6 separate regions of the Homo sapiens genome follow, and all the other regions are linked to region 1. The links are chromatin contacts, found by Hi-C or POLR2A ChIA-PET in ENCODE. All regions are on one chromosome and are shown on one strand. The core of a region is the stretch at or near the end of the contact, and the rest is flanking DNA. Distances in the headings are between cores, read along the strand shown.

Region 1 (3,697 bases), core at 983-3,482:
GATTACAGGCACATTGCATTTTCATTCTAAGATTTGGTGTTCTACGGATAGGACCTTCGTAACAGCAAAGTTATGTCACTATGGTACAGTTGGCATAATAAAATTAGTTCAACATATAGGCAAAAGAAATGATGGTCTGGACATCACTGGGCAGAGTTTTTATTCTTCTAAGTTCATCAGTTACTGGTAGAAGGATCGTGCTAGAATGCTCAAGTTTCCCATCTCATCCCTGATGCTGCATTCAGAAGCAAACACCACACCTGCCAACATTCTAAAGGTGGTTTTCTTGTTGGGGAATTCAAAGTGAAGGTGACAGCAGAGAGTTAAAGACATTCACTTAGAAAATGGTCACTCCTCACTTTTAAAAATGAGTCCGGTAAATGAAAAAACGTTAGATTTACAAATTGAATAGAAAAAACACTCTATAAGAAGGTTTTCTGGCTAAATGAATGAAAGGTATCCGTCTGTGGTTTAATCACATTCGATTGAATAACGGTTGTTAGCTAAATTTGACTTTCCTGTCAAAATTGTCACCATGTTGCAAACTGACTTTAAAAGACTAACTAGAGCCAGAGTGGAGTAGTGAGAAATTAATACACAAAGCTCGGGTAACAAGGAATTCATCTAACCATCCATGTCTTGACCTCTTTCTAACCCAAAGTACAAAACTTGGCAGGAAGCAGATGAGGAAGTCATTAATATGTGGAAAAGGATCTCTCAAAGGCACATCAAGACCCTGTGCCTTTCACTGATGAAAATCAAAAGGAATTGTACAAATATTTACCACAAGAAAATAATTCTAAAAGGTGAAGGATTTCCACAATTGACACAGAGCTCTGTATTACTACCTAGGCAAAGTTTCTGGTTAGTACAGGCTCCCGTGCCGTTCTGAAAGTGAGGTGTAGAGGTCAGAGTTCAAGGACTGGCCTTGAGCTCTTTAAAAAGATAATCAATCAGCTTTGTGTGTGTGTGTGGGGGGGGTGTGTGTGTGTGTGGCATTTCTAGTTAAAGATGCAAAAGGCCTGATGAAAACTGTTTGGGTCTTTACTTGATCAAATCAACTGTAAATTTGAATATGGACTCAATATTATATAACATTAAAGAATTATTAATTTTCTTTTGGTTTGATCATGGCATTATAGTTATATAAACATATTTAAAAATATATACAGTGAAGTATTTAGTGTTGAGATGACATGATGTCTGAGATTTTCATTAAAATACTTCGGCAAAATAAAAAAATGTGTGTGTGTGTGTTAGCAGGAGGGGTAAGTGAAACAACGATGGTAAAATGTTGATGGTCATTGAAGCTGAATGATGGGTTCACTGGAGCACTGCACTTTCTCTCAACTTGAGTATTTTTGGAAATTTTCACAATAAAAGATTAAAAATCCAAAACCACAAAATATAGGGTTTCTTAAAAAGCACTAAAAATAGTTTACACAACAATACTGACTCTTGCCGTGAAATGCAGAGAATAGGTGCAAAAACCCGAGAGCAGTAATTAATGGCCAATCTTATGTGCATTCCTTTAAGCACAAGCAGCTGTCATAAACATCTTAATTTAAAGAGTTGGGGTTTGGGGAATCATGGCACTGCAAAAAGCTACGTCCTGCTGCTGCTCCACAGAACTGGTACATATCAGACCCTTAAATTTTTAAACACAGCTTTCATGTTTTTGAGAGCTGAAAAACCTTTGAAAAGTCAGCTTGTTAGGAAATTCACCTTGCAGACTCCTACTTCAAGGGTTGGTGGAGGTGCTTGGGTACCGGAAAAATTGATTTTGGGATGGGGGTGGAGGTTCACAGGTAAACATGTTGTGTGCTTCAGAAGAAGCTAGCTTGCTCTAAATATACGGGGCGTAGCTACATTGCAGTGTTGCCTTTCAGCAATGCAAAATATACCACCTGGCTAGAGAGGTATTTCAAGTCTACAAAGCCCCACCTCCCAGCCTTTATTGTTCCTTTTCCAGTCTTTGTCATAAAATAGAAAGAGGCGGCATTTTGAAGACGGAAGAAGCACTAAACAGGAAGCAGGAGCCTAAAATCGAGTTTCTCATACTGCTGTGTGTTACTGTAAACACTAGGCCATGACCTGCCCTAGGTGCTTCTTCTGTGACATAGGATCAGCATCTCACACCCATGAAGGTCTCTTGAGTCCCTTAAGGCCTAACACACCTGAATACATGGGCTGTGATACGGGAGCTAGCCTGATGCCTCCATTCACCCCACAAGATGTAGTCCTCGCCCTGACGGCAAGACGGCATGCGAGAGTCCTATTTGGGTTGTAAAGTTTAATGCGAGCAGAAAGAGGCAGACGATAGCTAACATAATCTAAGTTAACCATTGAAAAACCCAGACTGTCCAATAAAAATACTGGAACGAACCCAGTCACCTTTTATCAAGGGTACATTTAACCATCCTCATTGGTGGCTACTTCCATTCATGGTCACGCCCTTCCCTCTTGCCTCAGGAACTCAGTATTTGTGTGTAAATAAGGACGTGTTGTGGTATTCTGGGTGCTGATGGTTCCCCAGGAACTTAGGGACACCTGTGTGCAGGGCTGCACTTGACAAGAAACAAAGTTGCCGGCAGCACAGGACAAGGCCTCCTATTAATTTCTCGAATCGATCCTGGCAGTGATTATCTGGTCCAGGAAAGAACAGGTCTTTGTTCATAGCACCAGATTTGAATTTTTTAAAACAACACTCTCTATTGCCCGTAAGAATGACTAATAACGGGCGGCTGTAATTTCCCAGAGTTTGTGGGTATGACTTCTTCAGCTTTCCTTGCATTTGAATTTGCCATATTTCGACTGGGGGCTTCCTAGGGCTTTCAAGCACAATGTAACCAAAACCCCCAGCCAGCTCTCGGTTCAGCCTGGAGAACTTTGTGGTACTCTCGAACTTACTACTTCCTGCCCCCACACCTGAGAGTCTCCCCGCACACTGTTTTCCCTGCATCATCCACCATCAATCAAACAAACAGAGAAACACAGAAACCTCAGTTCTCAAGTGCAATCAATACAACCTCCTTTCCTGGGGTAACGATGCCTTCGTTTTAAAGGTCATGGAATGAGTCAGGGGCAGAAGAGAGAAACAGAGGCCGTGGGTTCTTTGACTAAACATCTCGCAGAGAGATCGGTGGATCCACAAAAATGACCTCATTAAGCTGCACCAATTGCCGGGCGGGGAGAGCAGTCCAAATTAACAAAAAATCAGAGTGATCAGAAAACAGTTTTGTTATTTTACACATGGTCTCAAGAGCTAGACAAATAAATTTGCCTAGTGTATGTTCTAAGTCACAAATAGATAAGAGGAAATTGAAACCACAATAGCCAAGCACCTCCCTGAGGAGACCAAGGCTGGGCTTCCATTACAATAATATTCTTATTTATGTTTTCTCATGCACATTATTTAAGTATATATTTATTTACTCATACAGACCAGATTTGTTGAGTACTGCTATGTGGAATTCACAGTATGAAGTGCCGTGGGGCAGGCAGACCTGGGTACCCTCAAAGAACTTGGTAAATAGCTATTTCTTAACTGCTAGTAAACAAGTTTCTCTTCTAGTAAGAAAAAATAATGGCTGGAAAACTTATTTACACCTTCAATACACAAGGCTATTTTGCACAAACCAGATATAGGAAACATTTATATATGGAGCTTTTCTAAAACAGATAAAATCAGGGCTCA
Region 2 (3,500 bases), core at 904-3,403, 150 kb before region 1:
GTTCAAAATCCACTTCAAGTTCAAAGAATAGTATTTTATACATCTAAGTATAGACGCAAATATTTAACTCTGTAAAAATACTTATTTTAATGCTATTCCAAATGTTTAATAAGTATTACTCATCACTCAAGTTTTCCTTTTTCTTAGTAAAAAATCATAGATGTTTCAAAAAATAATTCCCTTTTGCCGTTAATAACATTTTAATGTTATTTTAATTTTTTTTGAAAACTTGGTCATAGGCAGGGAAGAGGGAAAGTTTGGTGTTAATGCAGAAACTGCCTTGTTAATTAATCACAGTGCATACTGGTGGATGGATAAGCAGAAGGTGATTTAAATTTACTGAAAGCTAGGTTTATATGAAAAATAGAGCAATAAAGTTGGCTTCCCAATAAAGTTGGGTTCCTAGCCTCCAAGTCTTACACATTACTTGAGGTTGGGGAGATGACTAGATGAATACATGGTAGCAACTTATAAAGATCATAATAACAGAATATACCAAACCAGATTTCTTTTAGGGAATTCGGGAAGATTATTTGTCATTTGATTTGGGCCACAGAGAATGAATATCGCACTTCCCTAGGCAGTGAAAGTTGCGATGGGAGTGAAGAAAAGCCAAGGAGAGGTCCCAGCATGAACATGCGTGATGTGTTCAAAGAGAGGCTCACTGTGTCTCAAGGGCAGGGTAGAGTGGAGCAAATGGCTCAATATAAGGATGGAAAGTGGGTAGCCAGGTTGGCGGGACCTAATCCTAAAGGGCCTTGAATACTCTGTTAAGGAGTTTGGACTTATTTTCTAGGTGACTTAAGCCTTCAGAACAGAAAGGAGTCTGTTTAGATTACGTGTGAGAGCTCATCTGTCCAATGTTCAACCACACAATCTCAATAATGATAAAGATACTAACAAAGATGAACTAGCCAAAACCATTAATCTGCTTCCATAACGAGCTAGCCTATGAGTTTTTAAAATATGTTTCTAGCCATTAATAACCAGGGAATTTCACATTAAAGTTCAGATTTATAGATTCTCTTAAAAAAAAAAAAAAGACCTGGTGATGACAGACCAGTTATTCCAAACGGCGACAGAGCCAAGGGAGGTGCTCCCTTTCCAAAGCATATGTGCCGTCCAGCGGTCCAAGTGCCTCCTCTACCTGCCACACTCACACCACCTGCCTAGGGGCACTAAATGTTTGGGTTTGCACCTTTTCTTTTAGAGAGATGCCCTCTTTTATTATCATTATTATTATTATTATTATTATTTTTTTTTTTCTGAGACTGAGTCTTGGTCTGTTACCCAGGCTGGCGTGCAGTGGTGTGATCTCAGCTCATGCAACCTCCATCTCCCAGGTTCAAGTGATTCTCCTGCCTCAGCCTCCCGAATAGCTGGGACTACAGGCATGCACCACCACACCCAACTAATTTTTGTATTTTTAGTGGAGACAGGGTTTTACCATGTTGGCCAGGCTGGTCTGGAACTCTTGGCCTTAAGTGATCCGCCTGCCTTGGCCTCTCAAAGTGCAGGGATTACAGGTGTGAGCCACCAGGCCCAGCCGATACCCTCTTTTATTAGCAAGAATAATTCTACCATTGCATGAGTTCATACATACTGATTATCTCCGGCTTCTTTTGGTAATGCATTACTTTCCCTTTTTTTCTTTCTCATGCCAATAAAGTTTTCCATTTATTCCTTTACTTAAAATTGAAGTTATACGGTGTTAAATAAAATGTGTTTGGGTTGAAAATGAAAATGAAGATGTCATATGTAAGGGGCCTATGATGAACAGAAGGTAGAAAGCATGCTCTGTGGCAGGGTTTCTCAGCCTTGGCACTACTGACATTTTGTGTGAGATAATTCTTTGTTGTGGCTAGATGCTAATAGCACTCTCGAATTGTATTAATCAAAAAATCTCTCTAGACACTGATAAATGTTCCCTGGGGGTCAAAAGTGCCCCCAGTTGAGAACCACTGTTTTATGGAGAGAATGGTTTCCAGGAAAATAAGCTCTGGATAGGACAGTGGTGCTCTGCTGGAAAATGGATAGGACAATGCTTATGTCTCCTGCTGTTACCTCTGCCCCTGTGCACCTTTCTGTTCTGCCAGAGACAAGGGTTGCCCCACCCACAGAAAGGTGGAACAGCCAGGCATCCTGAGGGTAGTGATGCCAAAAGAAGCCCAAAGTCCTCTCCTACCTGGGAGAAACTTCAGCACCTCCATGAGGCAGCATGGCAGTGAAGGCTTTCTCTGCTCTCTACTGCTGATGTAGTTAAGGGAAACAAGAAAGAAATTTGCATGATCTATTCTCAAGACCCAAACCTCCCTGTTTGCATACCCCGGCTCAGTGTGGTGTCAGAATGATTCTAAGGAAGGAAGAAGCCCCTTTTCTCTGACAAGGCACTGGGGAAGTCTAGTCGAGATCTCACTGGGGAAAGCAGGACTTGCTGCTGCTATGGGAGGCAGGAAGCAGGCCAGGCACAGATCCTGGAACACATCAGACCAAAGTCCAGGACCTCCTCTCCTTTGGCTCGAAGGGCCTTGACCCAGAGCTCACTCACCTGAGAGCTTCTTTCACTTTTCTTGTAATATACATTTATCTTGAATCTAAGCACTGTTGTTGTATTATCAAACTGTCAGGATGGTTTTATATGTTTTCCTAGTACAAGTAAAAAAGATTAGTTGCTTTGCAAGGACGGAACAGGGAGTTGTTGATGACAAAGTGAAGTAGGTAAAAGTTGACTGAATAGTTTTGATATTTTTCATATGGATTTCAGTTTAGATGGTTTTGCGCTAAAAAAAAAAAAAAAAAAACTCAATATTATGGCATTTCCTGGAGTTTAAAATACGCTGACAATACAATTTACAAAAGGCCTTTTTGTGGTTAGTGTCTTTTCACACCTCTATCTTCTGGCATTTAGAATCTAATCATTTCTTTGTGGTAAGAGGTATTATATATAGAAAATTGGTTGAATTAAATTAATCAACGAAAGTGCCTTGTTCATTTTGCACTCCTTCTCAAAAGAAACCACTGAGGTGGGAGGACTGCTTGAACCTAAGAGTTCGAGACTAGCCTAGGCCACATGGAGAGACTCCATCTCTTTAAAAAATTAAAAAAAAAAAAAAAAAAAAAGCCATGTGTGGTGTCACATGCCTGTAGCCCCAGCTACTGGCGAGGCTGAGGCAGAAGGATCACTTGAGCCTAGGAGTTCCAGGTTACAGTGAGCTATGATGGCAACACTGCACTCCAGCCTGTGAGACCCTGTCTCTTTAAAAAGAAAAAGAAAAGAAAAAACCCAAAGGATTCATTTTTACAAAATTCAAGTCTTCTGAATGATGCTTAGTAAATATGTAGTAGATGCTCAATACAGGCTAGCTAATGACAACAGTGATTTTGGTCCTCACCATAAAGGGGCGGAAGGGTGGTGGTTAAAAGGGGGAAACAGGGCAACAGCAAAGAAAAATGACAATTAGTCTCCTCATTCAGTAAATAATGAGTAAATGAAATAGCAG
Region 3 (3,416 bases), core at 13-2,512, 200 kb after region 1:
CTGGTATTCTATGACAAACGTGCAGACAGTCTAAAACATCAGGACAACATTTTCTATGTGATTTAGCTGGTATTTCTGAGCTGGAATAATTAAACAGAGATCTATCCACTTGACTAAAAGAGGAAGCAGTCGATGAGGAAGTCAGTCCCTAGCTCCCTTTGCCCCGAAATATGCCAATTCTGAATATTTCGCATCAGCTTCCTCTTAATAAATAGCTTACCACTCATCCATCCCTCGAAAATATCATTAGAATTGCCTGGATATATATATATTTTTAAATACCAATGCCCAGGCCACATCACATTCAATTAAATCAGAAAAGGTGATAGGTGAGTATGACACTCAGGCATCAGGCATCAGTATTTTTTAAAGCCCCTCTTGACCCCCAGGTGATTCTGACATGCAGCTAAGTTTAAGGTCAAGTGTTAGAGATCAGGGTAGAAACTCAGGAGTTAACTGCACGGTGAGCCCTGATCTGTATCACACACTCAGGGCCTAATCAGAACATGCTGATGTTTCGCTTAGCATACATTGCTTATTGCAACTAGAATATTTCTCAACCAACATCCTTCTTAATAAAGTCTAATTTGGGCCAGTTCTACACTGTTAGTGTTGACAGGGAAATTCCCCATCGCACTGGTGATGGGAGGGGGTGGTGCTTTCAAATCAAGCCTTGAAGAAGTATCCGGCTTCCAGAGCCCAAAACCCTCAACAGAGGAGCTGCTTCAACAACTTCTGCATACTGCCACCTGGTGGGGCCTGGACCCAACTTCATCACAGCTCTTCAGCCTTGGGCACCTACCCGCCTCCCCAAACAGATGTAATTTAGGAAAATGTCATGCATTTTCAATCCAATTTACTGGTGCCTTCCACATTGATCAGACTTCCTTCTCCTTTTTCCTCCCATCTGGTTAATATAATTATTGCTTTTACGTGGCAAAGCCATTTTATGTAATAGCTTTGTTTGTTACTATGGTTACAAGTTTAGTAGCCCTTTGGAATATAAATCTATCATCCCTGAAAGTAGCTTTCTGTGTGTCAAGGTGCAGCCCTTATGTAAGGAGAGTAACAGCGTTAGTTTTCTGTCGTAAGGAAAGTGGCCTTTCTTGGTCTTATTTTTGAAAGTTCTACGAGCCTAGCCTAGACACTCCCGGGAAACTGCTGGGTGCTGTCCCACTTTTTCCCTCTGGAATTTTCCTAACTGACGAGGCATCCACGAGCAGCTCTATCTGGGAGAAAGTAGGGAAACGTCGGCCGAGGGGCAGCTGTGTTTGCTGGGCCAGAGCCCTCGCATTGCATAACTGGTGTTTTTCCTGGTCAGTGTACTCTTGGCTGATTTATTTACCAGTTAAAGGCAAGGGCTGAGAATATAATCTCTCAGGAGTTAAGTTTCTTTGCGTGTAATCCCTTTCCCTCACGCATCTGAAGCATCGGCCCTTATTTCCTGATGGAAGTGGAGTTATAATCTCCCTTTGGAAAGTGGTAAGAGTTCAGTGCTGGGTTCAATCTGCCACCCTCAAGTGACAAAGCGTGACAGCGTCTCTGCTATAGTGCTTCACACCCAACTGAATCAGACGCAGCCCTCTGAGCACAAAAGTGGGATGGCCTGTGAAGCTGGGCTTTCTTCCCATTCTCAGCCAGTAACAGCAAACCTTGGAGAGTTTATACCATGTGTCCCTGTACGTAACCTCATCTAATCCTTTCGACAACCCCAGGAGGTATGCATTGCCATCAAGTTGGCATCACTCCCATTTTACAGAGAAGGAATTTGAGGCTCAGAAGGATTAAGCACCATCCCCAAGTCATATAACTAGTGTGTGGGACTTAATGTCTTTGGAAAGTCCTGGTTGCTAACTTAACAGAGCCTCACTTTCCAGATTCAAGGAACCATGAGAAAACAAAGAGCAGGCAGTATCAATGCCTTCACTAAAGCCTTGATTAAGCCAAACTGAACAAACATCAACAATCTTCTTCCCTCTTCAGGAGAAAGTTACTGGTTTGGTAGGCCATTAGTGAATTTCCAGTGGCTACTAATTAACTAACCATGTCATTCATGTTTATTATCACAGAGCAGGTACGTATTTATTTACACCACTCACACGGCAGGATAATTTGCAGTTATATAATTTCATGGTAATTACGATTGGAATTGCCATGTAGAAACTGGGCACTTTGGAGATGCATGATTACCAACAACTAGCTACCTTGGAATTACCCATTAATGACATGATTAGTTGTGGCTTTGTAAGAAAATGTTGTTATGAAAGGGACTTTATCTTTTCATTCCCAATTGACAGAAAAGCAGGAACCTTGGAGATATCAGAAATATTTTTTTTCTTCTTCTGGCAGGTGAAGAATGTAGTTGTGCAGGTTTGTCCTGTTTCTGGGCATGTCTGGGGTGCCTTGGTGACAGGGAGGGAGCAGAAAGAGATGTGTGAGCTTGAGCAAAGGGTGCAGGCCCTGAGCTGTACCAGGCTAGTCTTCAGGTCTGTTGAGCCAGGGTACAGCCAGGAATTACCAACTTGTTAGGCAGAGAGTAAGGAAGCTCAGAAAGCCCGTGCTTGAGCTAAGGGGTACGAAACCCAGGAGACTGAATGACTGCCTGTCCTCTGCTCTGTGGGGACCAAGAGAATATAAGGAAGGCAGAAGCAGAGGAGGTGGTAGGTTCCATCTACTTATGATGCTACGAAAAGACATGCGGCTTATATAATATGCACTAGGCATGAACCACCCTGCCCCCAAATACAAAACTGGTCTCCAGACTGTATTTCTTGGCAACAGTGGCCTCCTTGGCTTTTCCTCCACATCCCCTTGAGTTGACTATCCTCTGAGGTTGCTCTTGCTATTGATTCTCACTGGATATCACTGGGCATGGGGAGGAGAAACCCACACAACGGGGTGCCTGGCATATGAAGAATAAGAGAAACTTTAGCTCTTAGAACTGCAGGAGACCCCTCGTTTAATAGAGGAGAAGCCCAGGGCCCAGCAGGGGTGAAGGAAGGTATGGTCCAATGTCACAAAGCAGATAAATGGCAGAGCCAGGCCTGGAGCCCACACAGGCCACCTCCGAGTGATTTTCCATAATGCAATTCCTTCATGAGGGAGGAGTTGTTGATGCCTCAAAATTGAGACTAGGCTACTATAGATAATACCTATATAGGGAGTGCCTCTGCATCCATTATAGAGGCTACTCTGGGATATTTAAATACATATTTTTTACCTGATTACGGCACCTATACAAAGACTCCTGTATCACATTCCTTTCACTGGTCAAGAGCAGGCAGACATTTGCACCTCCTGACCTGCAATGCCCCCCTACTAATAGATAATGAGAAATCTGAAGTCCACACTGATTCCCTTTTCCTCTAGCTGCTAGGAAGCTGAAAAATCCATCTTTTCCTTAGGTAGGAGTTTTC
Region 4 (3,551 bases), core at 491-2,990, 240 kb before region 1:
GCAGCACATGTATTAGCTAGATGGCTACAAAACCACTATATTATTTAACCAGGTTCTCTATTTGCAAAGTTCTCATACACTTTTAAAATACAGTCTATGCATTTATATCATTTGATATAGATTTCAATATAACAAAAAGCATGTCTATTCTTAAAGAGGGTCTTTTTTATTACTTGTATGGAAATGGGCCAAGGTTCTTGGACTCAAGAAAATTCCAGTATCTCTCCTTCACAGGAGACCAACAATAAATACCTGAGGGAATTATACCTAAAAATAATTTGAGTGCTGAACTGTGTTGTTCCACTATAGGAGTGGAAGTACAGTCAGCCATAACTCTAGCATTCCGTATGTGAAGATGAGGATAGGGTAAATTCTGAGACCCTAAACTTGTATTTTCTGTTTCCTCCAAATCTCTCTATGCCAGAAATCTATTTTCTTATGTCAACCATCAGCCCCACTACACTCCTCTTCAGTGGATTACAAAGTGGCTACAACTCACCAATTCAGTCCTGGTTCACTTATGACCATCTTGGAGCTCATCTTCCTAGATTTCTGCTTCACTCTAGCTCACAGTTCACAGCTGCCTGGCTGCGAAGGCTCCAAGAGGCAGGATCCCTCCAGAACTTACTCAGCTGAGTAAAAACAAAAGGCCAAGATCAAAAGCAAGTGATTGGCTAGGCCAGGTGCTATTAGGTGAGGAAGAATCTCTCCCTAAACATCTACCCTCAACAGACTGTGGCACCTAAAACAGAATACAGCAGACCCAAGGTTCTTTGTAGCAGAGCAGCAATGACGATACAGGACGAGCCCTTTTCCATTTAATCTACGCCGGGAGTGTTACTCTCAGGACACTCACTATGGAAATAAGAGCTGAAACAGAACGGTGTTCTCATTGCTTACATACTAGGCCACTTGATGGCATGGAACGGGAAGTCAACTCAGTTTTCCATTCCCTTACTGCCAAAATAAATCTTTTGTTTTCCCGACCATGCTTTGTTATGGGGCAGATTCTGGCAGGCACTTTATGACAAAAGCTACCTCGATATCAGGAATCTTAGGCCTTTCACAAAGAACCTCACATTTGAGAAGACTTGAGGTCAACTTAAGTGACATTTCACAAGATCACTTACAGACATCATCAGGACTACAAATCAGGCTTGATCTCTCATGTTCAGTACTTCTCCTGTGACCCCAGGCAGACTGATAAAGTGACCTGCGAGAACCTAATCAAATTTAGGAGTCGGTCTCTCGACACCGAACGGGCCCGACCGGCTCCCACTTAATCTACCTCTCACACTTCGACCCAGTGTGGAGCTGGGGGGGAATAGTCGAGGAAGGCAAAAGAAACGGCTGAGGGAAAGGGGACGCAAAGAGAGGGGAAACAAGGTTCCAGAAAAGCAGGTAAAAGGGCAAGCAAAGCAGGGGTAGGAGCCGCGCAGAGCCAGGAGCAAAGGGTCCTGGCCCGGCCGCCATGTTCCCTCCTCCCGCCCCTGCATGAGCACGCCCGCTGGCCCGGCAGCGCCCTCCCGTCCGCGTCTGGGCTGCAACACAGCCTTTCCGCCCACCTCATGGTCCGCGGCGGCTCTTGCCCAGGCCGCAGCCACACACCACACACGCTCCACCCCACTCCTCACATTGTCGCGCGCGCCCAAAAAAGACCATATTTAAAGGATGTGGCCGCGCCGACTCGGCCCTGCGTGATGACGTCTCAGCGACATAGTGGGCGGGGCCTTGCGTCTTGACGGCTGCTCCCCTCCTTTCCTCCCGCCACAAGCGCTCGCTGTGGTTCTGGCAGCGAAGTGCGAGACTGGGCTCGCCAGGCGGAAGTGGTTGGAGACTGCGTGTTTTCCTAGAAAGTCCTCGACCTTCGTCGGGGAGAGGAGGGGAGTGATAAATTGGAAGGCGGACAAGCGACAAGTGCGGTACTGGAAAGACCCAAACATACTTGGTTGTGACCTCAGGCAAGTTTCCTGACTTCCGTAACCCAAACTCCTCATATGTAAAATGGAGATGAAATTGTTACTGCTGCATCATACGGTTTTTTGGAAAGGATTAAATGAAACAAAGGAAGAAGCTGTGCTCTGCACAGTACCTGGCACATAGTAGGGCCTCATTAAGTGCTCCTTCACCTCCGCTCCACTCCCCATCCAGTTTTAGCTGTGAGTTCAAACACTAGTTTTGTTCTCATCCATTACGGAAAGATTTATTGACCGTAAACAGAGTACTTTGTGCTTGGTGCTGGGTACACATGGACTAAGACTGAATACTGATTTTTCCAGTGCTTTGGATCTCTGGCAATCTAAGACATTTACATTAAATACAATAGAAAGTAATAAACTACATAAGAAAGGTGTATAGATTGAGGTTAGAGGGAGAGGAATAGCTAGTGTGAGGGACAAAACGCAGTTTTGAATAGTATTGAGTACTTACATGTCAGTTGCTGCACTGAGCACCTGCCGTGTGAGCTCATTTGAAGAATGTGGGTATGTGGAATGAAGAGAAAGGGCGTTCTAGACAGACCAGCACAAGTGTCAAAAGACAAAAATTTGACACATCTAAAGATCTCAGTTGGCCTTATTGCGATTCTGGAATCAGGCAACACTTCATTCCATAAAATGGAATGAGTGTCCCAATGAGTGGAACAGAGGAGGTTGGCATTACGGACAGAAAAAAGGTCTGTAGAAAGTAGAAACAAAGAACAAAAAGCAGATTGATCATTTCAAAGTTACTTTCCTGGTAAGGTGGAGACAGACAGTACAATAGAAAGATAACTGATTGGTTAACATCAGGTTACTTCAAGTTACTCTTTGCTGTAGGGACTAAAACAGAGGAAATTCATTATCTTGCTGATTGAAAATTGAAACTGGCCTGTTACCTCTGTCTCCTGATTTCTTGGAGGGCCACATAACTCAGTTTCGGTGTGGTGAGCCTGAGTGATACCATTTTTATTTTAGTCTGGTCTCTTGGGGTCTAGTGCAGAAGTTCTAAACAATGGCCTCCTATAATTTTTTTTAATACAAGGAACTGCATAAACTTATTGCATAAACAGAATCTAGTGTGTGCTATTAGGGAAGCATGTTCTACATTTTATTTTAAGACAGAGTCTCCCAGACTGGAGTGCAGTGGTGTGATCTCAGCTCACTGCAACTTCTGCCACCTGGGTTCAAGCGATTCTCCTGCGTCAGTCTCCCTAGTAGCTGGGACTACAAGTGCATGCCACCACACTTGGCTAATTTTTGTATTTTTTTTTTAGTAGAGATGGGGTTTGCCAGGGTGATCTTTAACTCTTGACCTCAAGTGATCTGCCCACCTTGGCCTCCCTAAGTGCTGGGATTACAGGTGTGAGCCACTACCCCTGGCTGACATTTTAGACTGATTTAGAATATTGTTAGAAATTATGTTAATGTAAAAAATATGCTACAGGAAACCATAGGTAGTTTATTTTGCCTGGAATGCAAGGTCTCTGAAGAGTAGTAGAGGAAAAGGGGTTGGAAAAACTGGTTGAAGCTAGAACACGTAAGATTTTATAAGCCAGACTAAGGAAGTTTGAC
Region 5 (3,454 bases), core at 52-2,551, 210 kb before region 1:
TTGAGGTCAGGAGTTCAAGACCAGCCTGGCCAACATGGTGAAACCCTGTCTCTATTAAAAATACAAAAAAAAATTGGCGTGGTGTTGGCTGTCTGTGATCCCAGCTACTTGAGAGGCTGAGGCAGGTGGATCACCTGAGGTCAAGAGTTCGAGACCAGCCTGGCCAACATCATGAAACCCTGTCTCTACTGAAAATACAAAAATTAGCTGGGCGTGGTGGCGGGTGCTTGTAATCCCAGCTACTTGGGAGGCTGAAGCAGGAGAATCGCTTGAACCTGAAAGCTGGAGGTTGCAGTGAGCCGAGATCACACCACTGCACTCCAGCCTGGGCAATAGAGCGAGACTCCCTCTTAAAAAAAAAAAAAGAAAATTATATCTGGGGAAATGGAACAAGCAGTTTTGTGCTTGGTGTATTGGAGCACAGAGAAGCTCAGGCAGGAGGACCACATAGAAGGCTGCTAGAATCTAGATGCCAGGAACTAACAATTTGGAGCAGCTTGGTAATAATTGTTCTGGAAGGGAAGGATGATTAAAGAAGTATTTTTTAAAAGAATTGACAAAATCCCATGAATATAAAACCATATCAAAAAATGATCCCTCTCCCTAGGGTTTTGAGTATAGAATAGGCAAGTCATTTTAAAAGAACGGTGCTGAATGCAAACTTGGCAACACTAGGGAGAATATCTTTTTGTTTGGAAATTTGTTACTGCTTTTGTCAAACAGAAGCAGACTTGTTTGTGTGAAAACAGAGCAGGTTCACCTAAATGGAGCTGGAAACCAGAATCTCCTTAGAGACACTGAAACATAATAAACCTGAATGGCCCTACTTGGCAACACATAGACACTAAAACAGCATGAATAAATAACATAAAAAATAAAACACAAATAAAAGAACAAATGTAAAGGAAAGAATGAGAAACTGAGAGTGAGAGAGAGAAGCCAGTAAATTACATGTCTTAGAATCAATGACGCTGGAGAATAGGTGAGTAAAGACAAAAATAATGGGGAGTAAGAAACAAGAAAATACATAAATAAGGTAGTGAACTACCTCTTTTGGAAAGAACTCTCACTATATAAGGTCGTTTCTAGAATGTAAACCAATTTTTGCCGATAAAAAAATGATGAAGATGAAGAGTCTTCGCAGGGAAGTAGGGGGGGATGCTGTGGAGTGAAGGATGAGAAGAGGCTCATATCATTTCCTTCCAGGTTATGTTTCATTTCTAGTTAATAAGATACTTAGCATCTTGTGGTTTCACTTTGTCTTAAGAAACTGTGGCCACTTATCCCTACCTATTTAAAACAGCCAATAAAAAGTGAGACAACAAATCATGCAGTGTACCTGACATACCAGTAGAGGGCAGTGGTTGCATTCACACCATCTGCTCACCAACAGCCTTTCATTCCAATTCATAGTCGATTTGGCAAGTGTAAGATTTTAGACACTTTGCTATTTTTAAATCTCCATTTCAGCAAAGGCGAGTATGGTCAGGCTGAATAAAATTCGAGAATTTAAGCGTGGTCTCTCAGATAAAGTCTGGAATAGTGAAATACCTTGGGCTAGGAGTTAGGAGACCTGGCTTCTGTCTGAGCTCAGCAGATAATCTATAGTCTACCTCACTTTGTGACTGGGGCAAGTCATGTGCCCCAACCATGACTGCTTCAGCAATACAGCCAGCGCCTCGATACTTCAGATGGGAAGTCCTCGCTTCTGAGTTAGTCACAGATTTTCATAGTGGGAAGGAACTTTAGATAGCATCTGGTCCAAACTGTCCTTGTTTAACAAATAATAATGACATTAATAATTATGATAGCAGTTAACACATATAGCATTCACTATATGCCAGTCCCACATAATTTGTGTCTATCCTGAATATGTATGTTTTCTCACTTAATCCTTATAACAACCCCAAGAGAAAGGTACTAGTATTATCTCCATTTTACAGAGGAGGAAACTGAACCACAGTGAAGTGACTTCTTCAAGGTGTCACAGCTGGCAAGTAGCAGAGCTATGATTCAGACACAGACCTTTATATTCTAGGAGTAGAGAAACTACAGCTCGCAGATGTTACGTGGTGTATACTGGGTTGTATAACTTATATTAATGCCAGGACCACAACCCATATAAGCGGATTTCTTGTCTCATGCTTTGCCCAGTATATCAGCTGTTTCTCCTGCGCAAAGCTTTAGATATCAATTATAGTAACAAACCTAATTTGCACTTAAAACCTAGGTCGTTTATCTGGAATGTCTAATTCAGGTACTAATTGTACACCAAGGGCAAAATTTCCTAGCCAAGGATGAAGTCATATTTTTCACTAAAAGTAATAGGTTGTGCATACTACACTTGAAAGAGAGAATTGGACTTAGGATGTGTTGGTTTATAATTTATTTTCCTATTATACAATTGGTTTCACTTGTTTAAAATCTGATGACAAAGTTTAGCCTAAAATGAAGTCAAGAGTCTTAGTTAAAGAGATAGCAGGCTTTAAGCCCCAAAAGAAATACCAGGGAAATTTAAGTAGCTTTGGAGAAGCAGCAACAAGACTTGGGCCACTTTCATGATACTCTTAGCTCCCTGAAACACTTTGCATGTATAAATGGGATAAGAGAATTAGAGCCCAATTATATACTTTCCAGATAAATGCTAGTTTAGTTTTGGGTTTGGGAATTCTCCTAGTGATGATCTCATTTAATTTATCTTGGTAAATACCACAACACCTGTGAAAAATCCCTAATTTAAAAGCACATAGAGCAAGCATGAGGGGGCAGGGCTCCCAGACTGCACTGGAAAGTGAGACCATGGAAGAGGAAGCTGACTTGTCCGGGAGCCTCAGGGAATCGGCTCAGCCATTTCTGGCCCCACTTCGGTATGAGTGCATTTTTTAGCCAAAGTGCCATGTTCAAGGGCACGCTTTGCCTAAGGCCTATGGATTTATTTCAGGATTGAATATTTGACAAGCAAACAGGACAGAGTCACTAGTATTTATGGTAAGGTGGAGGCAAACCTAAAGTGAGTCAGGTCATTTTTCATGGTATCATGTCAGCTTTCAATCAAATCCTTATTCATATCTGAAAATTGTACTTTCATTACAGTTCTGCTTAAGGCTCAGCCAACCAAGATTTCATGACAAAAATGGAAGGTTTTTGTTCTAGTTCAAGAAAAAAAAAAAAAAATCAAACCTACCTCTGCTCAGCTTGGCTTCTAGTTCAGAGGTTTCTCTGTTAATCAAAAGAGCTGCAATACACCTTTTAATGCTGTTCAGTGGTTAAAGACCAGGCTTAAAATGTCCCTGCTCTTGAGGATTTAAATTTAGACCCATAAAGAGATGCTTGTGTAAAAACCGTAAAGAACATTCAATTTGTTCTATTTGGAGAAAGATTTTACTGGAAATATAAATTTTCACTTAAAAGATGTTTTATGGGGTGCAGAGGTAGAGAAACCGTCTAAAGAACA
Region 6 (3,527 bases), core at 280-2,779, 170 kb before region 1:
CGAGTTTGCGTAACAGAGGTTTGCTGAGCCTGGAAACAGGGAATTCTGTGTGACTGCAGTAAAAGCACCAAGCGGCCTCATGATCAAACTCTCCTGCCTCTTAGTGATTTCTGAACTGGTGGCTGAAGTCAGAATTGTCCGTGATTACTATCAGATTATGACAATGAAAGTCACCATTCTGTGTTCTTTTGAGCAGGATTTTCCCTCGTGTTGTCCCTCCCTTCAGCTTCCCACACTCACTGCTTGCGTAGCATTTTGTTAGGGGAGTAGCAGTTCTGACACAACCAAAGATGTGTACGATCAACAGTGGGGTAATGTGGATAACTGACACGTACTGTGGGCGTGGAGATGCTCCTATGTTGTGGTGGATGATAGCCTTCGAATGCTCTTTGTTGTCTTCATTGTCATCCACTCTATTAATGTTCTAGAAGAAAGCTAGTGGCCAATATTTTCTTCCAACAAATTCACTGGCTCCAGGAACCTTGACACCAAAATGAGGATTGAGCGTCAAAGTTCTTATGTTGTCATTGCCCCAAACTACTTGGAGCTACTTCTTATGCAGCTGCTCTCAGTGCCAATGAGATAAGACACAGCTGTACTTTATAGTCCCTCTCCTCCTTTTTTTTTTTTTTTTAAAGATAGGGTCTCGCTCTGTCACCCAGGCTGGAGTGCAGCGGCGTGATCTCGGCTCACTGCAACCTCCACCTCCCCCAGGGTTCAAAGGATTCTCCTGCCTCAGCCTCCCGAGTAGCTGGGATTACAGGCGCCCACCACCACGTCTGGGTAATTTTTGTATTTTTAGTAGAGACGGGTTTCTCCATGTTGGCCAGGCTGGTCTTGATCTCCTGACCTCAGGTGATCCACCCACTTTGGCATCCCAAAGTGCTGGGATTACAGGTGTAAGCCACCATGACTGGCCTTTTTTTTTTTTTTTTAAGGAAAATGGCCTGGTTTGGTTTCTTCACTTACCTTTTTCAGCATATTAACTATTGGTTGTTTTCAAATATCAAGCTCACTTTTCTAGGAGAACTATGGCCACTATGGAGAATATGAAAACATTGCTGAAGGAGGTGAAAGCCATTTCAGAAGAAGAGTTATATATTAGCTTTTGGCAGTGACAGCGTTATGGGCACGGACATTCAGCCTTTCCAGTTGACTGCTTTGAAGGGGCAATGTTCACGTGGAAGTATACCTCCTAGTACGTTTGCTAAAATAAAATCAGCTTCATTACCTAATAACATAAATGACTTTGGGAGAAAACTCTGAGTCTCATGTTTTATTTTTCCTGATAATGCTGTTCAATTAGGGCAGACTTTGTGGAAATTCTGATTTCATTACCCATCACTGCTGCATGAAAATACGCTTTCTGAAGTCACGCTCTGAAAGAAACTAAGTTGTTTGCTACAACTACCCCTACACAGAAATTAGAAAATTATATGAGAAGAAGTTTACTTCAGCCTGCAGTTGGGACACAGGTTATTACTGAAAGTAGTCGTCGGCATGGTTTCTGGTTTCACAGTAAAAGAAGACGACTTGAAAGGACTCAGTGGTTTTGATGCTCTTCTGAAATGAAAACACTCAGTGAGCACATAGCATTGGGTTGTCATTAATGTCAGCCAAGCGAAAACACTGTCTCCATGAACACTGCAGTCATTTCCCCGCCGAGACCATGACTTTCCACTCCCTGGCATTTCGGGCACTGTGCTAGTACTTTTCCAAAAGAGACTCTTAAGGCAATTCATTCTAGATAATCAAACACACACAACAGTCTTAAATGAATAGGTGGCCTGAATTTGCTAAAGTCAGCCAACAATTTCCAGGGGAGAATGTGTTATTTTCTGAGAAATACTGTAAGGCAATGATGAAACCCTCAAGTGCTGGGAGGCACGAAGTATAACTACTACACTTCACGGTAAATAGCATTAGTGTATTTATTTATTTATTTATTTGAGACAGAGTCTCGCTCTGTTCCCCAGGCTGGAGTGCAGTGGCGCGATCTCGGCTCACTGCAACCTCCACCTCCCAGGTTCACACCATTCTCCTGCCTCAGCCTCCCGAGTAGCTGGGACTACAGGCGCCCACCACCATGCCTGGCTAATTTTTTGTATTTTTAGTAGAGACAGGGTTTCACCGTGGTCTCGATCTCCTGACCTCATGATCCGCCCGCCTTGGCCTCCCAAAGTGCTGGGATTACAGGCATGAGCCACCGCGCCTGGCCAATAGCATTAGTTTAAAATCATGTTGTGGATAAAAATGTAATCAAGTAGCTTTACATTGCTCTTATTAAACTTGATACACACAGTTTAACATGGTCTTGTGGAAGAAAACAGGAAAAATCTCTGGCATTCTCGATATGTTCTATGATATGTAGCAGCTCTTATGTTCTGTGTCTGTCGCCTATTTTGTAAACAGGCAACAAAACACCATACTTCATCCCAAAGTTACGAGAAACAAGGAATTAAGCATGTTGTGTTGGATGGAGTTAATGATATAACGTTAAAAAATAACCCCACAGTTTCCATCTACTCTCTTGCTCTCTGCAATCAAGCTGGGCATGAGAGAAGAAAATAAAGTGATTTTCTTAGGTAGCGAGCAAGTGTTGGAAAGTGGCATTTACTATATCACCAGGGCATATTTGTTGTTGTTATTTTTCCTCCCCCATTCATTGCCCATGAATTAATTTAAGAAACAAGGCATCACGGAATAGGCTAAATATAAAAGAGTATTTGCTATGTTTTTTAGTGTCAAACACTATAAGACCAAGGTACTAAACTTTGAATGAGAAAATATTCTGCAGTTTCTCAGGATCTCACATGTTTGTCATACTTCTTACAGTGGTAGTATACTATTTTTAATATCACTTTTATATTGCCGTGATTTTTAAACACCAAGGTAAATTCTCACAGAAAGATTGCCTGGGGATAGGTATGTGTGTGTGGGAGGGAGGATCTGGTGATACTCATATGGTAATCTTTTTATTTCATCCATTTTCTCTGCTTTCAAATTATAAATTCAAACTATAACGTCACTCTCCACCCCCTCCCATCTCCTTCCCAATCAACAAAACAAACAATAAAATTCATATTTTACTATGTGTATTGTGAAACAGCCTACAATAGGACACCAGTGCTTTTTAAAGTCCTACTTTTTATAAAGGGTCTGATTTTCTTCTGGCCATCAACTGAATTGTAAGGACAACATAGCTCATTTTATGAAACGAAAGTGATATTAAAAAACTAAGTGGCTGAAGATGTAATTGTCTATATGTGAGCTGCTTCCGACCTTGAAAAAAGTGTAGAAGAGGGGCCGGGCGCGGTGGCTCACGCCTGTAATCCCAGCACTTTGAAAGACCGTGGTAGGTGGATCATGAGGTCAGGAGTTCAAGACCAGCCTGGCCAAGATGGTGAAATCCCATCTCTACTAAAAATACAAAAATTAGCCAGGTGTGATGGCACACGCCTATAATCCCAGCTACTCGGGAGGCTGAGGCAGAGAATTTCTTGAACCTGGGGGATGGAGGTTGCAGT

The links. Hi-C counts contacts between places; a loop is a spot of excess contacts on that map. ChIA-PET counts read pairs that join two places held with the same protein, here RNA polymerase II (POLR2A). Pooled maps may share reads with other maps.
Region 2: a loop to region 1 is called in a pooled map, with 3 times the contacts of the local background. The contact joins two enhancer-like sites. A Hi-C loop is called at or near these places in 2 of 37 single-sample maps with no recorded cell type and 3 of 50 pooled maps. POLR2A ChIA-PET finds 5 or more read pairs at or near these places in 5 of 52 experiments (GM12878, HEK293T, T-cell and 2 more).
Region 3: a pooled map shows a loop between it and region 1 (6-fold over the local background). The contact joins two enhancer-like sites. A Hi-C loop is called at or near these places in 1 of 168 maps with a recorded cell type or tissue (naive thymus-derived CD4-positive, alpha-beta T cell), 17 of 37 single-sample maps with no recorded cell type and 16 of 50 pooled maps. POLR2A ChIA-PET finds 5 or more read pairs at or near these places in 3 of 52 experiments (H1 and activated naive CD4-positive, alpha-beta T cell).
Region 4: a pooled map shows a loop between it and region 1 (5-fold over the local background). The contact joins the promoter of RORA-AS1 here to the enhancer-like site in region 1. A Hi-C loop is called at or near these places in 6 of 50 pooled maps. POLR2A ChIA-PET finds 5 or more read pairs at or near these places in 2 of 52 experiments (activated CD4-positive, alpha-beta memory T cell and naive thymus-derived CD8-positive, alpha-beta T cell).
Region 5: a map with no recorded cell type shows a loop between it and region 1 (6-fold over the local background). The contact joins two enhancer-like sites. A Hi-C loop is called at or near these places in 2 of 37 single-sample maps with no recorded cell type and 9 of 50 pooled maps. POLR2A ChIA-PET finds 5 or more read pairs at or near these places in 1 of 52 experiments (activated T-cell).
Region 6: a loop to region 1 is called in a pooled map, with 9 times the contacts of the local background. The contact joins two enhancer-like sites. A Hi-C loop is called at or near these places in 1 of 37 single-sample maps with no recorded cell type and 9 of 50 pooled maps. POLR2A ChIA-PET finds 5 or more read pairs at or near these places in 3 of 52 experiments (GM12878, H1 and activated T-cell).

What each region holds. Positions count from the first base shown.
Region 1 is chr15:60,718,064-60,721,760 of GRCh38, forward strand. The region is part of intron 1 of RORA (RAR related orphan receptor A); the gene reads right to left. Among named protein-coding and RNA genes, the nearest start is that of RORA-AS2, 38 kb to the left of the region's middle. RefSeq lists enhancers at 2,457-2,506, 2,547-2,596, 3,067-3,156, 3,187-3,296. Within about 2 kb of position 2,233, at least 5 of the 41 ENCODE cell types and tissues checked have a DNase peak (open chromatin) inside an H3K27ac peak, as active enhancers do; they include GM12878, where a contact is called at or near this core.
Region 2 is chr15:60,566,163-60,569,662 of GRCh38, forward strand. The region is part of intron 2 of RORA (RAR related orphan receptor A); the gene reads right to left. The region is part of intron 3 of RORA-AS1 (RORA antisense RNA 1); the gene reads left to right. Among named protein-coding and RNA genes, the nearest start is that of RORA-AS1, 89 kb to the left of the region's middle. RefSeq lists a silencer at 2,108-2,402. Within about 2 kb of position 2,154, at least 5 of the 41 ENCODE cell types and tissues checked have a DNase peak (open chromatin) inside an H3K27ac peak, as active enhancers do; they include GM12878, where a contact is called at or near this core.
Region 3 is chr15:60,916,354-60,919,769 of GRCh38, forward strand. The region is part of intron 1 of RORA (RAR related orphan receptor A); the gene reads right to left. Among named protein-coding and RNA genes, the nearest start is that of RORA-AS4, 150 kb to the left of the region's middle. RefSeq lists an enhancer at 483-592. Within about 2 kb of position 1,263, at least 23 of the 41 ENCODE cell types and tissues checked have a DNase peak (open chromatin) inside an H3K27ac peak, as active enhancers do.
Region 4 is chr15:60,477,438-60,480,988 of GRCh38, forward strand. It overlaps RORA-AS1 (RORA antisense RNA 1), which reads left to right and starts at 1,741. Exons shown (of 6, transcript NR_120342.1): 1 at 1,741-1,961. It overlaps ICE2 (interactor of little elongation complex ELL subunit 2), which reads right to left and starts at 1,705. Exons shown (of 16, transcript NM_024611.6): 1 at 1,566-1,705; 2 at 500-632. The coding sequence starts at 540. RefSeq lists enhancers at 537-656, 979-1,506.
Region 5 is chr15:60,506,635-60,510,088 of GRCh38, forward strand. All of the region lies in intron 5 of RORA (RAR related orphan receptor A), which reads right to left. The region is part of intron 2 of RORA-AS1 (RORA antisense RNA 1); the gene reads left to right. Among named protein-coding and RNA genes, the nearest start is that of RORA-AS1, 29 kb to the left of the region's middle. RefSeq lists an enhancer at 1,539-1,648. Within about 2 kb of position 1,302, at least 3 of the 41 ENCODE cell types and tissues checked have a DNase peak (open chromatin) inside an H3K27ac peak, as active enhancers do.
Region 6 is chr15:60,546,707-60,550,233 of GRCh38, forward strand. All of the region lies in intron 2 of RORA (RAR related orphan receptor A), which reads right to left. All of the region lies in intron 3 of RORA-AS1 (RORA antisense RNA 1), which reads left to right. Among named protein-coding and RNA genes, the nearest start is that of RORA-AS1, 69 kb to the left of the region's middle. RefSeq lists a silencer at 1,622-1,671. Within about 2 kb of position 1,530, at least 4 of the 41 ENCODE cell types and tissues checked have a DNase peak (open chromatin) inside an H3K27ac peak, as active enhancers do.